Linked DNA regions of Mus musculus: region 2 is linked to region 1. The links are chromatin loops, found by intact Hi-C in ENCODE. Cell type or tissue: gastrocnemius. All regions are shown on one strand.

Region 1 (8,000 bases):
ACTTCCAGGTCGTTTAGAGCTACAGTGTGGGTTCTGGGAATTGAACTGGGATCCCCTGCAAGAGCAGTAGGTGCCCTTAGTCACTGAGCCATCTTTCTAGCTCCTGATTCTGGTGTTTTGAGTTCACTTGTATTGTTCTCTTCTCAGACTTCACTTCTACAACCTCATGTATGCACACACGCCCACGCGTGCACACATGCATGTACACACACTGGGAAGTTACCTAGCATTCCTTGATTTTGATCTCCCTCAGGCAAACCCACCTCCTAAATCTTGTTGACTTCAGTTTGAACTCTACAGCAAGGATCCAGCAGCTTCTCTCTAAGCCCCCTCCCCTAAACCACAGTCCAAACAACCTCTCCTCTCACCTTTAACGGCTGGCTGCAGTAGCATCCTGACCCATCTCCCTGTGCCTACGCAGCTTCTATACAGCTTTCCCCCAAAAGTCCACACAATGGTATTGGTATGGCAAAGGTACACACACACACACACCCCTGGGGGAGGGGCATATTATTTGCTAGAGACAAAGACAGAGAGACAGAGGGTGAAGAAAGAGATACAAGCAGCCGGGAGTGGTGGCGCATGCCTTTAATCCCAGGCAGAGGCAGGCAGATTCCTGAGTTCGAGGCCAGCCTGGTCTACAAAGTGAGTTCCAGGACAGCCAAGGCTACACAGAGAAACCCTGTCTCAAAAAACAAAACAAAACAAAACAAAACAAAGAAAAAAAAGAGATACAAGCAGAGACAGAGAGACACAATGGAGAGATACGGGCAGAGTGAAGAGACAGGGAACCAGAAAGAAAGATAGAGAAATTGAGAAGGGGGGGCGGGGGTGGAGTGGGGCAGAGAGGGAGGGGGGAGAAGGAGAGAAGGAGGAGAGGGAGAGAGAAGTTTTATTGCTGTTGGTTTGGAGATGTAGCTTAGTATGTTGTTTCCCCAACCCAGTCTTTGACTTTGGACACAAATCAGTACTGAGTTTCCACCTTTCTTCCTCTACCAGGACTGTTGCCTCTGCTTGAAGCAGAGAGAATAACTGGCTGGAGCTTTAAGGAGGGCTTGAGCCCAATCTTAATCCTGTACTGCCATCTACTGGCCATTACACATCATAGCTTAACCTAAATGGAAGGTCAGCTCCAGTTTGCCTCCAAATATTCAATTTTCAGTTCTGTGAAAGGAAGGAAGTATTTTGTTTGGCAAGACAGGGTTTCTCTGTGTAGTCCCAGCTGTCCTAGAACACACTCTGTAGACAAGGCTGGCCTCAGACTCACAGAAATCCACCCGCCTCTATTTTTCAAGTGCTGTGATTTAAAATATGAGGCACCACTGTCCGGCGAGAAAGTTTCTTCGCTCCTTTGTTTGTTTGTTTAGATAATCCAAACAAATCCTTACCCAGGAAGAGTTCCATGTCACACACACGCACACGCACACGCACACACGCTGGTTCCTTTTGGTCGATTTGGCACAAACCAAAGTCATCTGTCAAGAGGAAACCTCAGTTGAAGAAATCAGCACCCCACCCCTATGCATGCGCATACATTCACACATCACACATACCACATGTGCATGCACACGCGCATCTTTCTAGATTTTGTTTTAGATAATCTAGAAAAGCCTAGTGTGCTTACTTTCTTCAAAAGCCTTTGGATCGAGCTGGAGAGACGGCTCAGTGGTGATGAACACTTGCTGTTCTTGCAGAGGGCCTGGCTTCAGCTCCCAGCACACACATCAGATGGTTCACATCTGCCCATAACTCCAGTTTCAGGGGAATCTGCCGCCCTCCTCTGGCTCTGTAGGCATCTGCGTGTATGTGGTACACTTGGCATGCACAGGCATGTTGGATTTTTGTTTGTTTGTTTTTGTTTTCAAGACACGGTTTCTCTGTATAGAGAGCGCCCTGGCTGTCCTGGAACTCAGTCTGTAAAACAGGCTGTTCTTGAACTCAGAAATCTGCCTGCCTCTGCCTTCTCAGTGTTCACCACCACTTCCCATTAAGGATTTTTAAATGACCCTTCAAATACATTGAGACTCTCCTCTCCTCTCCTCTCCTCTCCTCTCCTCTCCTCTCCTCTCCTCTCCTCTCCTCTCCTCTCCTCTCCTCTCCTCTCCTCTCCTCTTCTCTCTCTCTCTGTTCTAGAAACATTGTGAAAAAGATTGAGTACATCTTAGTGGTAGAGTGCCCAGGATAAGCAAGAAAGACCCTGAGTTGATTAGTTGATTTGCAAACATACATACAGATAGACAGACAGATAGACACACACACACACACACACACACACACACACACACTTAAATTTCACATATTTGAGTGTTTTGTTTGCATGTATGTCTGCACATCACATGTGTCCTTGGTGTTTACGGAGGCCAGAGCAGGACACCAGATCCTGGAGTTAGACGCCTTTGCGAGCATCTTTGGGGGGTGGGGAATGTGTGCTTAAAATTGATCTCCAGTCCACTGGAAGAGCAGCCAGTGCTCCTAACTGCTGAGCCATCTCTCCAGTCCTCAGCTTGATTTTATAACCTGGACCTGTGCTCTTCCTCTGTAAGTTCTCATAGGCAGCCATACAGAGGAGTCTGAGAATCCACAGAGTGTCACAGCCATACTGAACGCAGCTGCGAGTGCCTGCTCTGTCCTGAGACCACCCTCCTGACCGAAGACTAAGAACAGTCTCAAGGGCAGGTGACTCCTACCCTCTGACTTTGTTCCCCAAGGGCATGTCGGGTTTATTCTCAGAACCCATAGTAGCCTATGAACAGGGACTATGTACCTTTGGACCTTCGGCCGCTGTGCCATCCTGAATAAACCTCTACCCCCTCTTCTCCCCACCCTGTGGCCCACTCTCCCCAGAAAACATTGCTTTGCTCCCATTTTACTTCTCTCTGCAAAGAGTCTTGGGATCTAAATGAATGCATCCTTGTCTGGTCCAAACCGGCCCTTTTTTTTTGAAAATCGCTCAGCGCTTCCCGTTCCTCTCTGGGGTCCCTGGGAGGTCCTCGCTATCCTCTCTTTCATCCAGGGCATTGCCAAAGTGGGCCTTCAGCTTCTGAGTCACCAAGGCCTTTGCCCTGTTCCCATTCTTGACCTCCAATAGCCCTGGCCGTCCTGGAACTCGCTCTAGATCAGGCTGGTCTCGACCTCAGAGATTGTCCTCCCTCTGCCTCCGCTGTCCTCGGCCATCCATGCTACCTTGCCCATCCCGCCCCCATGTTCTTGTGTCCACCTTCAAGAGACTAGCGTTTGAAAGGATGTCTACTGATCCTTCTAATAATCCCGGCTAAATAACTGAGTAAGGAGGCTAAAGTAATCTAAAATATTTTTATATACAATATTGAAAATGACTTCGCGCACACGGTCCTGAAGTCTTACCTGATCTCGGGAGAGCATCAATAAAGGCAAAAAAGTGATTTTCTAAGTCTTCCAAGCCAGAGAATGGACGCTGGGACCAGACAGCAGCGGCAATCAGAGGGCATTTCTCAACAATGTTCCCAAACACATCCACAAATTCTCCGAAGTCCATGGAATTGACCTTCACCATGTCCATGGCTGATCCTGGACTGGAGGCAGTGTTCTGCCCTGCCTGTGGTCCGCTCTCATCGAGCGAGTGAGCTAATTCCTCCTCATGGGTTGTGTTTGCTGAACACACATGCTGGCCCTGTGCAAGGGCAGCTGACCCTGGTTTAAATATCTCTGGGAGGAGCTTATCCAGAACGGTCCTGCGATGAGAAACACAGGTTTAACTGTTTTGTTGGTGGTAGGGGTAATATGTGTGCTGGAGACAGAACCCAGGGTCTCACGCATGCTCGAGGAGCACCCGAATACTGAGCTATCCGCCACCTCCGCTTAAGGCTATGATCAGGAGAGCAGAGACTTCTGCAGAAAGAATGATTCCACCCGAGGCATTGCCATAACAAGAGGTGGCGGCGGTGGCCGTATGTAATGAGACAGACACTTGGTGCCATTACCATCTTGTCTGTGTGCACGTATGCTTTTACCTGCATGTAATCTGTGTACCACATGCAGACCAAACAGGTGGCCCTGTGACCTGCCTGGATTACCAGGACAGTGTCCTCAGGGACAACCCTGGTTCTGTCCCCAGCACCCACACGGTAACTCACAAGCACCTCATCTGTCCTTGCTGTTGCTCTAGAGCACAGGCACTGCGTTTTAATCTTTCTTTGAACTCTAAATGCTTAACACCACATAGACTTAATTAGTGTAAACAGAACAGGGTAAGGTGCCTCTGGTGGAGTGTGCTATCTTCTCTCGTTTAAAAAAATATTTTTTTAATTAGGTGTATTTTGTATGTGTACAAGCGTGTGTGTGTGTGTGTGTGTGTGTGTGTGTGTTTGTGCCCAAGAAGAGAGGGTTGAATCTGCCTTCCAGGTTCTCACCTTGAGTTCTTGGCTTGGATTCTTTCAACAACAGCCTATAAACTATAAACTGAAACAAACCTTTGCCTTCCCTAGATTGTTTTTGGTAAGTGTTTTATCACAGCAGCAGTTTATCTAAGGCTGTTACTGGTGGTGTTCTTCACGGGGTAGGGGTGGGGTGGGGGATGGAGGGGGGAGCGGGGAGGGGAAACAGCCTAGAAAAGATTAGAAAGACCACAGACCACAGCAAGGGGGTGGGGTAGGGGCATGCGCCACAAAGAGAGGCGCCCCTGCCCTAGTGTGTGGGAAGGAGAGGGGCTCTGATCTCAGGAGAACTCAGTGTGGGACTAGGAACAAGCACGAAAAGCGCTCATTATCGCGAGTCCAGAAACGATTGCACCCTGGACAAATTCTCCCCAAAGACGCCTTGTTTTCCTTTCGCCCAATATTTGCCCTTCTAGGTACCAAGGGGCAGTAACAAGTCAAACCTGGTGTTTGACACTCTGTTTCGGAAACTGTGGTGCTCGGGCGCCCCCTGCTGGTACAATCACTATAAAGCACTGCTTGAAGGGGTGGCCTTAGCCTACAGGCTAAAGGATGTTAAAGGGGGTGAAACCTTGTAAAGTTTTCCCCATCCGTATTGGCATGTCAGCCGGTGATGTCATTATACAGGTCTGGACAACTATGTTGGTGAGATTAGACCGGTGAGACTTCCCTATTCCTGTCTAAAAGGCACTATCTAGCAGCAGACATTCTGGTCGTCTCTGGCTCCCCCCCCCCCCATGTTATTGTTGTTGTTGTTGTTGTTGTTGTTGTTGTTGTTGTTCAAGACAGGGTTTCTCTGTATAGCCCTGGCTGTCCTGGAATTCACTTTGTAGACCAGGCTGGCCTCGGACTCAGAAATCGGCCTGCCTCTGCCTCCCAAGTGCTGGGATTAAAGGCGGGCACCACCACCGCCCGGCGTATTTATTATTTTTTAATGATTTATTCTTTTATGTGCATTGGTGTCTTGCCTGAATGTGTGTCTGTTACAGACAGTTCTAATTATTCACTCTACATCCCAATCACAGGCTCCCCTCACATGACCTCTCTCACCATTCCTCTAACCCCACCCCTACATCCTACTCTTAAAATCTTTCCACAGCCTCAGTCCTGATGTTCCCTGGGCTTTGAGTGTAGGGATTGCATTGTAGACTTACCAGTTGGGGCTGAGCATGCCACAGTCACCTAGTCTCTGCATGATGACCATGTGTAAAGGCAATCGAGGCTGAGAGAGAGAGAATCGGCATTCGGTGGAGAGCCCCGTGTTAGGCTATCCAATCCCGAGTGTCAGCCCTAACGACATGATCACAAGAACAACACTAAATGGGCCCACTAGGGTGTGTGTGTGTGTGTGTGTGTGTGTGTGTGTGTGTGTGTGTAAAACAGTAATTATGGAAGATGTTAGTCATGAACTTGATAAGCAGTTGTGGGAAGCATAGGGGGAGTTAGAAGGGAAAGAAAGGGGGGTAGATTTCAAATTTCTGAAAAAAAATTTTTTTAAAGGGAAGACATGGCAAGTAGTACCCTAGTTATGGCCCAGCAGGCTGCCTCTTGTGGTATAGTCAATAAACTTTTCCTAAGAAAGAAAAGAAGGTCTGGAGAGATGGATCACCAGCTGTTTGTCTTAGTCCATGGTTTCTATTCCTGCACAAAACATCATGACCAAGAAGCAAGTTGGGGAGGAAAGGGTTTATTCAGCTTACACTTCCACACTGCTGTTCATCAACAAAGGAAGTCAGGACTGGAACTCAAGCAGGTCAGGAAACAGGAGCTGATGCAGAGGCCATGGAGGGATGTTACTTACTGGCTTGCTTCCCCTGGTTTGCTCAGCCTGCTCTCTTTTTTTTTTTTTTTTTTTTTTTTTTTTTTTTGGTTTTTCGAGACAGGGTTTCTCTGTATAGCCCTAGCTGTCCTGGAACTCACTTTGTAGACCAGGCTGGCCTCGAACTCAGAAATCCACCTGCCTCTGCCTCCCAAGTGCTGGGATTAAAGGCGTGCGCCACCACGCCCGGCTTTCAGCCTGCTCTCTTATAGAACCCAAGACCACCAGCCCAGGGATGGCACCACCCACAAAGGGCCCTCCCCACCTTGATCACTAATTGAGAAAATGCCTTACAGCTGGATCTCATGGAGGCATTTCCTCAACTGAAGCTCCTTTCTCTGTGATAACTCCAGCTGTATCAAGTTGACACAAAACCAGCCAGTACACTGCTCTTCCAGAGGCCCCGAGTTCAATTCCCAGCAACCACATGGTGGTTCACAACTATCTGTAATGGCATCTGATGCCCTCTTCTGTCACGCAGGTACTGATAGAGCACCCATACAAATAAAATAAATACATTTTTAAAAGAGAAAGGAAGGAAGGAAGAAAAGAGACAGAAAGGAAGGAAGAAAGGGAAAGAAAAAGAGGGGTACCCTCCCCTCAGGGACACAGCTTGGCCCACACTAAAGTGAACAGGGGCATGCTTTGTGATCCTAACTGTAACCTTAACTTTTTCAATCCTTATTTTTATTTTTATTTCTTCATTTTTAGGTATGAGGCTGATGTCAGGTAAGTTTTTATTATATTTAAAACAACAACAAAAACTAAACAGTGGAACTGGAAATCAGGATGAGTCGTAGGAGGCAAATGAGAATAGGAAGCCCCCCCCCTCGCCCCCCATTCCTCAGTGGCAGGATCTGGACCCGCAGCTTAAGCCTGGTCTGATCCAGCCAAGATGCTGGGAAGCAGAGGATGCTGGGAAGCAGAGCACATGGCGGTGCCCATCAGAGTAAAGAGGGCAAGAGAGCCCCGTGGCTCCTCGATACCGCTTGCTAGGGTCTCCATATGTGTAAAGAACTCGTCCAAGAAATCAAGGCCAAGCCCAGGCCAGAAGCTATACGGGGGTAGTAAACACCTCCCACCGTTAGGAAAAACAGGGAGGGAGGGTGTACCTCCAACACGTTCTGGTGGACGCGCTGAATGCAGCTGAACATATGCCCACTTTCAGGATCTGTGCTGTAAGTGACAGGGTACTCTACCTTGTTCTTCTTGCAGGCTTTGCCCACGTTGATGGCTAGGTGGAGCACCATATCAAAGCTGGCAGCACCAGTGAGAAGCACAAATCCATATTCCTTAGAAAGGACAGCCATCTTGGCTCTGGCTCACCTTCGCGCGCCTGGTGCAGACCTGAGCTGCACTGCAGTGCCTGAGTGCGGCTCTGCCAATCCTTATTTTTAATGATGGCTTTTAAATGCTTTAACCTCCCTTTTAGTCCACCACCCACCAGAGGAAGTGGGGGGGGGGGGAGGATACGGGGAAAGTGGACCTGTTTAGAAAGGTTCTTGAGAGCAACTCCGGTCTGTGCTGTCTGGAAATTAGCAGTTCAGTTCACAGGTCAGCAACTCGATCCACGCACAAACACTTCACAGAAACATCAGCAGTCCAGTTTGGAAGAGTCGGGACAGCAAACAGAATCAGCAGCGGTGGCACAACCTACCTAGCAGAGTCAGCAGGAAGGACCCAGAGGGACACAGGAGAAGTTCTCAGCTGTGCCTCTCTCGGGGAATAGAAGTCTGGTGAAGACAAGAGACCAACAAGCATTGCACAGC
Region 2 (8,000 bases), 420 kb before region 1:
TCTGGAGGCCCTGAGTTCAAATCCCAGCAACCACATGGTGGCTCACAACCATCCGTAATGGGATCTGATGCCCTCTACTGGTGTGTATGAAGTCAGCTACAGTGGACTTATATATAATAATAAATAAATCTTTTTTAAAAATTGTCTTAGGGATATTGAGGCCCAATTTGATTGGACCCGAGGGCCCTTCAAGCCAGGTTTCAGGTGTACGGTTGGGAGGTTTTCTAAGAAGCATCCCAAAGGAATGAGGGTAGGAAAGATACCGTTCCCATGGATAAGAAAGGGGAGTAGAATGTCACTGTAGCTGTGGGCTTCTCCCAACTCAGGGAGGACAAAATGAGGACCAAGCTGTTCAGTGGGTCGTCACCACAACTCAATGGGAGTCAGCTTAGCCTGGAATCAGGACTTTCCCTGAAGCCAAAAGGAAAGGACAAGAACTGGGTTCTCATAGAAGCCCTCATCCATAGGCAACTTTTGGGAATGGACTCGCAAAACCCATGAGGGCCTAGAGGAGTTGTGGGCTTTACGGGCAGCTCCAAAGCGAGAGAGGTAGAAGAGTTGCAGTAGCCCAGCAGGAGTTAAGAAACTGCAGGGTTGCACTTCTGAGGGTGGAATAAACTCAGGATAGGAAGGGTCAAGGTACCCAGTAGGGCCTCAGGAAACTGCACTGAAAGGTCGCAATGACCTAGAGGAGCTGAAGGACAGGCAGCTCCGAAGGGAGAGTGAGAAAAGGTCAGGTAGGGGCGCAGTGGCCCAGGAAGGCCAAGGGAACTGCAGAATTGCAGCTCCAACGGTAGGAGAATGGGGTCAGGAAATGAGGGCCAGCCATAGCCTTAAAGACCATGGCTGGGGTACTTCTGCCTCCAAGAGTCCTAGAGGGGTGCTGGACACTCAACGGTCACTACCTCGGACTCGGGGAAGTGTTTACACAGCCAGAAAGGGAAGCTTATCTAATTGTCACGGGTGGGTGGGGTATTAAGCGATCAGTGAGCCAGAAGCTAAGATCACGGCAGATCAACTGGAGATGAGGGAAGGAGTCCTAGTGTGGCTCAGACCCGAGGTGCTGTGGGCAAAGCACACATAAATATAAATTTTAATCTCTCTCTCTCTCTCTCTCTCTCTCTCTCTCTCTGTGTGTGTGTGTGTGTGTGTGTGTGTGTGTGTGTGTGTGTGTGTGTGACATGTATGGAGGTCAAAGGATGTCTCATCATTTGGTTCATGACTGATGAACTCATCAGACTTCGCTGCAAGACCTGTGCCCACTGAGCTATCTCACCAGCCCAATTCTAGGTTGTTGTTGTTTTCTGCTTCTTGCCACAGAAGGAAATACTGCAGTTGCAGACAGTTTTCAGGGCTCGAACTACATCCTTTGCACCCAGATAGAGAATGTCCAGTTGTATATAAGCCAGTAACTCGAATGCAAGAGTCACCCGGGGCCTAAGTGTGAGCTCACATGGGAGGCTCAGATGAGAGATGCAGAAATAGTGATTCATGTATTTGTCGCCTTAGAATTAGATATCCTCCTGCCTCCACCTCCCAAGTGCTGAGATTAAAGGTGTGCACCACCACACAGGATTCTTGGCAAATACTTCTAGATGAAGACGTTTTAGAAGTTTGCACATCCTCTTGGGTAACGAGGATGGTGGCCATTTTTTGAGACAATAGCACCACCTGGTGGCTTCACCCAACTGGCCTAGCTTACATTATATAGCACATGCTACTTCAGGGCTCTTCGCATTTTTAGTTGCCCTGTACTGCAGTGGCGGATGGGATTCTGTGAGTTCGAGGCCAGGGGTTCGAGGCCAGCCTGGTCTCTATAGCGAATTCCAGGGCAGCCAGAGCTACACAGCCAAACAAATGAATAAATGTAGTTCTTGTGCTGGGGTCAAGGGTACTCACTGCCCCTGTAGTTTGTTTCCCAGAAGCCACATGGAGTAGCTCACAACTTCCTGTAACTTCGAAGCAGCGGATATCAACCTTCCTAAGGCTGCGACCCTTTAATACACTTCCTTCATGTTGTGGTGACCCCCAACTGTAAAATTACTTCATTGCTACTTCATAACTGTAGTTTTGCTACTGTCATGAATCATAATGTAAATGTCTGATATGCAGGGTGTCTGATATGCGGCCCCTGTCAAAAGGTCGGTTTGCATGCAAAGGGGTGGAGACCTACAGGTTGAGAAATGCCGTTCCAAAGGCTCCGTCTCTGCCACTTCTAGCCTAAGAGACAGACATTTTTAAAAAAATTAGCTCATAATTTTAAAAGTAACCTGTGACTTCATTCCTCTGTAATTAAACCACAACTCTGGAAATATTACTTTATTTTTTCCATTAGAGTTTCATCTTCTGCAGAGCAGTCTTTTCTTAAAGATCTGGCTTGAAATTCCCTCTCAGCAACATAACCAGAACACACTTTCTCCTCCGCCGTATTTTATGGAATGTCCCAAACACACATTTCAGGGTTTTTGTTTTTTGTTTGTTGTTGTTGGTTTTTTGAGACAGGGTTTCTCTGTGTAGCCCTGGCTGTCCTGGAACTCACTCTGTAGACCAGGCTGGCCTCGAACTCAGAAATCCGCCTGCCTCTGCCTTCCAAGTGCTGGGCTTAAAGACGTGCACCACCACTGCCCGGCACATTTCAGGGTTTTGCCTACACAAATTACCTGTTCAATTTAGCTCCCATGCCCTTACTCTGTCCCCATAACACTGTGAGGTCACCCCTTCCTCAAGGATACTCCCAGAAGCCCTTCCTTGCACCTGCTGGCTCCTCAGGGTTAGGCAGTAACCTCCACCTCCCCCCACTCCCCGCACCCCAGGAGAGCTGTCCATAAAAACAAAACAAACAAAAACCCCATCATATCATGGTGGCTTCGCTTCGAACAGCACAGCCCTTCAACTACTGAGAGTCCTACCATTTATAGCCTGCATTGCTCTCTGCCTTGTTGGGAGCCAGGGCCCTCCTCCCCTGTGTGTGGAATGAACAACATCATAGGTAATGCATTGTGTTTTGGAGGCTAACTTTTAAAGGTTCATTTACGTAGTATCAGCGGCTGTCAGCAGATGGCGCCAGATCCCAAGGGATGAAGTGTCATTTCTCGAGGTGAACCTCGGGTTTAGCAGAGAGCTGGGCAGGGAAGGGGCTGCTTCCAACTGCTTCCGGTTGGTTTTAAGGATAAGTCAGTGGTCTCTGGGGGGTGATCATGTCCTGACTTCTGCTGTTGGAGGTCACGGTTTGTTTCGCCCCTCCCCCCCTACCGCCCCCAATCCTGTGGGCCATTATCACTTTAACATCCTTTACTGCGTCATTTCGAGGGATCTGCATGGGACTTCTCACCCTTTGGTTAGTGGTTAGACTCTAGCGGTACTGGACAGTTGATTTCTAGGTACAGACCCGACTGAGCTAGGCGGGATATCCTGTCCTCAGGATGCCCAGATTTGGATGGGGGATGTCCCAGAATCCTCCACTGCCATATACCTGTTCCTGGGCCCCAGACCCAGAGGGGACATGTCCACCTGAAATTAATCAAGTTGTAACTCTTGTAACGGATTCACGGAGCAAGTCTCACTTGGGTTAAACGTTTTCTCAGTCGATCCCAGGGTCCTGTGGAAGAATAGATGTATTTCTGTGCTATGTTTGCTGACGTTCATATTTAGAAACAAAGCTATCTGCAAATGAGACGATTCGATTTAGGCTGGTGCTAGATTCTACCTTCTCAACACAAAGACTTGATTTGGGGGCCTAAATGAGGAAAAGTCAGCCTTTACTAGAAACAAACGGTTAACTTAAGCTACTGGGTTTCAAAGCACTTGGCGATGGAGCAAGTCTGAATTTTAAAAATACATTTTTTTTTTTTTTTTGGCGGCGGGGTGGGGTGGGGGTGGGTTCAAGACTGGGCTTCGATGTGTAGCCCTGGCTGTCCTGGAACTCGCTCTGTACACCAACCTGGCCTAGAACTCAGAGACTCCCCTGCTTCTGTCTCCTGAGTGCTGGGATTAAAGAAGTGAGTCCTATACCGGACAAAAATACATTTAACACATTAAAAATGAATACATACATGCATGCATGTATATAATTCCCACTCATTTTAAAATTACGCCGTGAACACGGGCCGTGGGTGATCAATCCCCAGCATCCCTCAGAAAGCAAACCTTTACCGTGAACTAGTGTGTGCAATTAAAACATTGCTCCCACAGAAGCTGAGACTAGGACGGTGGCTATTAAAAATTAGTTGGGGGCTGATGAGATGGCTCAGCGGGTAAGAGCACTGACTGCTCTTCCAGAGGTCCTGAGTTCAAATTCCAGCAACCACATCGTGGCTCACAAGCACCTGTAATGAGATTTGATGCCCTCTTCTGGTGCGTCTAAAGATAGCTACAGTGTATTTATTTATAATAATAACTAAATATTCGGGCCGGAGCGAGCAGAGACTGAGCGAGCGAGGCTGACCGGAGCAAGCAGAGGTCCTAAATTCAATTCCCAACAACCACATGAAGGCTCACAACCATCTGTACAGCTACAGTGTACTCATATACTTAAAATAAATAAATCTTTAAACAGAAATTTGTTGGGACAAAGCCAGCTGTGCCCAACAGCTTACTAATGGCCCTGGGGGTGGCTAATTCTATTTGCATAGTCTTTTGATAAATGGCTTTGACAGCAGCCAGGAAGGAAACGGAAGCGCACATTCCCCACCCAAGAAGGAAAAGCTGAGGTCTGGGCTCCAGTGTGTCTTCCCTGTCCTTGAAACTCATTGAGAGTGATGACCGCAGGGCTGTTTATCACACTCCCACATCCCTGGTCCTGGGTACCTGTTGCCTTCATCAGCAGAAGTGATTCCTCAGAGACTCCCCCAGGCTAAGGATAACACAGCTGGATACTGGGGAAGCCGGCCCAGCAGCTGCTGTGCCCAGCTGTTCCAGGTCACAGGCAATTCTGGCTGTGTTCCTCTCTTCTCCCTTGGAAGGGGCTGTCACTAATCCAACAGATGCAAGCAAGTCCTCTTGCGAAGCCAGCCACCAAGGACTGGCACTCCAGCCTCTTATGGGCTCCATGAAGCTCTGTTCTGACTTCAGCTCTGTTCAGATGGTGAGGAAAGCCAAGGGGGTCCAGGAAGTGACATGACTCTCTGGCCATGCTGCTGTGTTGGAAAAAAAGACTATACCTGCCAGACAAGAACAGTAGCTATCCTGCTTGTGCAGTTCTGGTTTGCTTCTAGCCCTCTCTCTGTGTTAATATACATGTATATATTCCTCTGTGTGGTCCTAGCTGTCCTAGAACCCTCTCCATAGACCATGCTGCCATGCTGGCCTCAAACTCAGAGACATCCATCTGCCTCTGCCTCCCCGGAGCTGGGACCAAAGGCATCGTGCATCACGTTGCTAGGCAAATGTTCCCGTGTGAGCTGCTTATATGTCTATATAAGCTAATGGCATTGTCACGCCAGCGACTGAGAATAGAGCGCCTTCCAACTAATGGCAATACTGACTGGGGTGTATCTCAGCAGTAGACTGCTCACATGGCTCGCATGGCTTGCATGGCATGCACAAGGCCTTGTGTTTGGTCCTCAAAACTGTAAAGGGGGGGTCTTCTAAATCTTGACAATAGGATAGAATGGATCGAGTGTGGATATTGTAGATATGAGGATATGAGGTCGTCTATCCACTCAACAAACCTTCCTTGAGAGTACATTGTGCAGCATGCATACCGACCGTGCCACTCTCTGAGGGTTAAGTCCCTAACCACAGATGCCTCGCTAGGGCTGAGGGAGATGGTGCTTTTAGGGGCTTCCTCTAAGATTGGATGGACACATGTCAGAGCCTGGCTATTTTTGTCTCTGCTTTTTTGGCCCACCGCAAGGGGGCAGCTTTGGAGAAAAACAGAGACCGGCGAACTTTCTGTCGATGAAGCAAGCATTGTCATGTGCTTATCGGCGTGCAGAAAAACCGTGGCCTTTTCTACCCAGGCTCCGTATCCTTGCCAAGTTTACTTTACCACGGGGGCAAACATGAGGTATCAAAGAAACAAATAGGAGACACAAAAGTTCAGTTATTCCAGGTGGGGAGTTAATTGGACTGAACTGAAAACATCAAGTGGCCTGTTGTGGTCAAGTTTTCAGTGTGTGTGTGTGTGTGTGTGTGTGTGTGTGTGTGTGTGTGTGTGTGTGTGTTTCGGGGGGTGGGGGAGGGGGCAAGAAAGAGGTTGGCTCAGATTAGCAGCAGGAGGTCTTGTCCTGACCCCAGCTAGGTCATGAAAGCAAGCACCATTGGCCTTAACCTCTCTGCTTCAGGAATGTCCTTTTGTCTGCATGAGGAGGTAGAGGAACTTCCCTCCTTTCCTCTCCCTCTTCCTTTTCTCTCCAGGCACGGCATTCTCCCAGTGTAGCTCCTCTAAGAGTGAACGTAAGCTGGACATCGGGGAAACTGAGATCAGTCAGAAACAAACAGAGTGGTTGCTCTATTCTGGCTCTAAGCTGATAACCTTCCTTCCTTCCTTCCTTCCTTCCTTCCTTCCTTCCTTCCTTCCTTCCTTCCTTCCTTCCTTTCTTTCTTTCTTTCTTTCTTTCTTTCTTTCTTTCTTTCTTTCTTTCTTTCTTTCTAAATTTATCTATTTGTATGTGCCCTGGTGATTTTCCTGTATGTCTGTGTGAGGGTGTCAGTCAGATCTTGGAGTTACAGACAGTTGTGAGCTGTCATGCGGGTGCTGGGACTTGAACCTGGATCCTCTGGAAGGACAGCCAGTGCTTTTAACTGCTGAGCCATCTCTCTAGCCCCATGGTGACCTTTCCTTATGGTACAGATGTTCAGAGCCAATGGTGTGGGGTTCTCATTGTCACTTTTAGCTCTGCCCTATGGCTGTCAGAGTGGTGGCTCATACCTTTGATTCCAGCACTCAGGAGATAGAGACAGGCAGGTCCCTAAAAAGCATAACAAATAAATAAATAATCAGCTGTCTTATGGAGGTGAGGACAAGGAAGGAAAGATGCCCGAGAGGCCGCAGAACTCATTTGTGTGTGAGAGACATCGAGAACAAACATCTTATGAAGATTCCCAACTCAGCAGGGGGAAGTGTGACTGAATGGGCCAGTGAGATGAGAGGTAGCCCATTGGTCTATACACATGTGGTCTCTATGGCCTGGTCACCTTGTCAACTGTCTCCTCATGCTGAAGTGACTTTTAAGATTTTGTTTTTTGATCACTTCCTAGTCTTCCTAGCAATCAACCTAGCCCACTCGCTCAGTTTAAATTTAGACCATGGCCTTCATTATGACAAAATGCACACAACATAAAGTCCATCACCATATGTATGTATTCGTGTGTGAATGCATACCTGTGTGCATGTGAGTATGTGTGCATATGCATCTTTGAGTGTGTCTGTGCCACATACATGCACATGTGTGTATCTGTGCATGTGCATGCATGTCTGAATGAGTCTGTATTGGCATTTTCGTGTGTATGCTTGCATGCGTTCATGTGTTTGTGTGTGCATGCATGCATATATGTCATGAGCATGTATGTGTGTATGTGTGTGCACATATGTCACTAGGGATTCAACCCAGACTTTGTGTATGTCTGGCAAGCCCTCTCCTGTTACAGTCACAGCTCTTTTCTCAATTATTTTTTTAAAGATTTATTTTAGGTATGTGAGTATACTGTCCTTTCATCAGACACACCAGAAGAGGGCATCAGATCCCATTATAGATGGTCATAAGCCATCATGTGGTTGCTGGGAATTGAACTTAGGACCTCTGGAAATGTAGTCAGTGCTCTTGACTGCTGAGCCACCTCTCCAGTCCTCTTTTTTCATTTTTTATTTTTGAGAAGAAAACTGGCCTTGAACTTGAGTTCCTCCTTCTTCAACTTTTGAGTAGCTGGAGTTACAGGCCTGGGGCACCAGGCCCAGTGGAACCACTTTTAAATGACACCGGGCACATCTGTGGTCTTGGGCCATCATCATCACCAACCATCTTGAGAATATTTTGCTTTCTAAACAACAAATTGGGCCT

The links. A loop is a pair of places that touch in the nucleus more often than their neighbours do. Peaks named below come from ENCODE experiments on the same cell type or tissue, not always from the same donor. Only the 100,000 strongest peaks of a DNase experiment are listed, where the experiment ranks them.
Region 2: a loop joins it to region 1, with 10 times the contacts of the local background. A loop is called at or near these places in 38 of 42 quality-filtered maps.

Annotation. Positions count from the first base shown.
Region 1 is chr5:147,318,794-147,326,793 of GRCm38, forward strand. Urad (ureidoimidazoline (2-oxo-4-hydroxy-4-carboxy-5) decarboxylase) reads right to left here and starts at 3,647. Exons shown (of 2, transcript NM_001039678.2): 1 at 3,364-3,647. The coding sequence starts at 3,538. It also overlaps the pseudogene Gm29778. In gastrocnemius, CTCF peaks have their summits at 1,102 (motif pointing left) and 4,910 (motif pointing left); a DNase peak (open chromatin) is centred at 4,902.
Region 2 is chr5:146,902,926-146,910,925 of GRCm38, forward strand. No RefSeq gene overlaps it. Among named protein-coding and RNA genes, the nearest start is that of Gm10858, 9.8 kb to the left of the region's middle. In gastrocnemius, CTCF peaks have their summits at 1,672 (motif pointing left), 3,065 (motif pointing right) and 5,873 (motif pointing right); DNase peaks (open chromatin) are centred at 1,678, 2,763 and 3,068.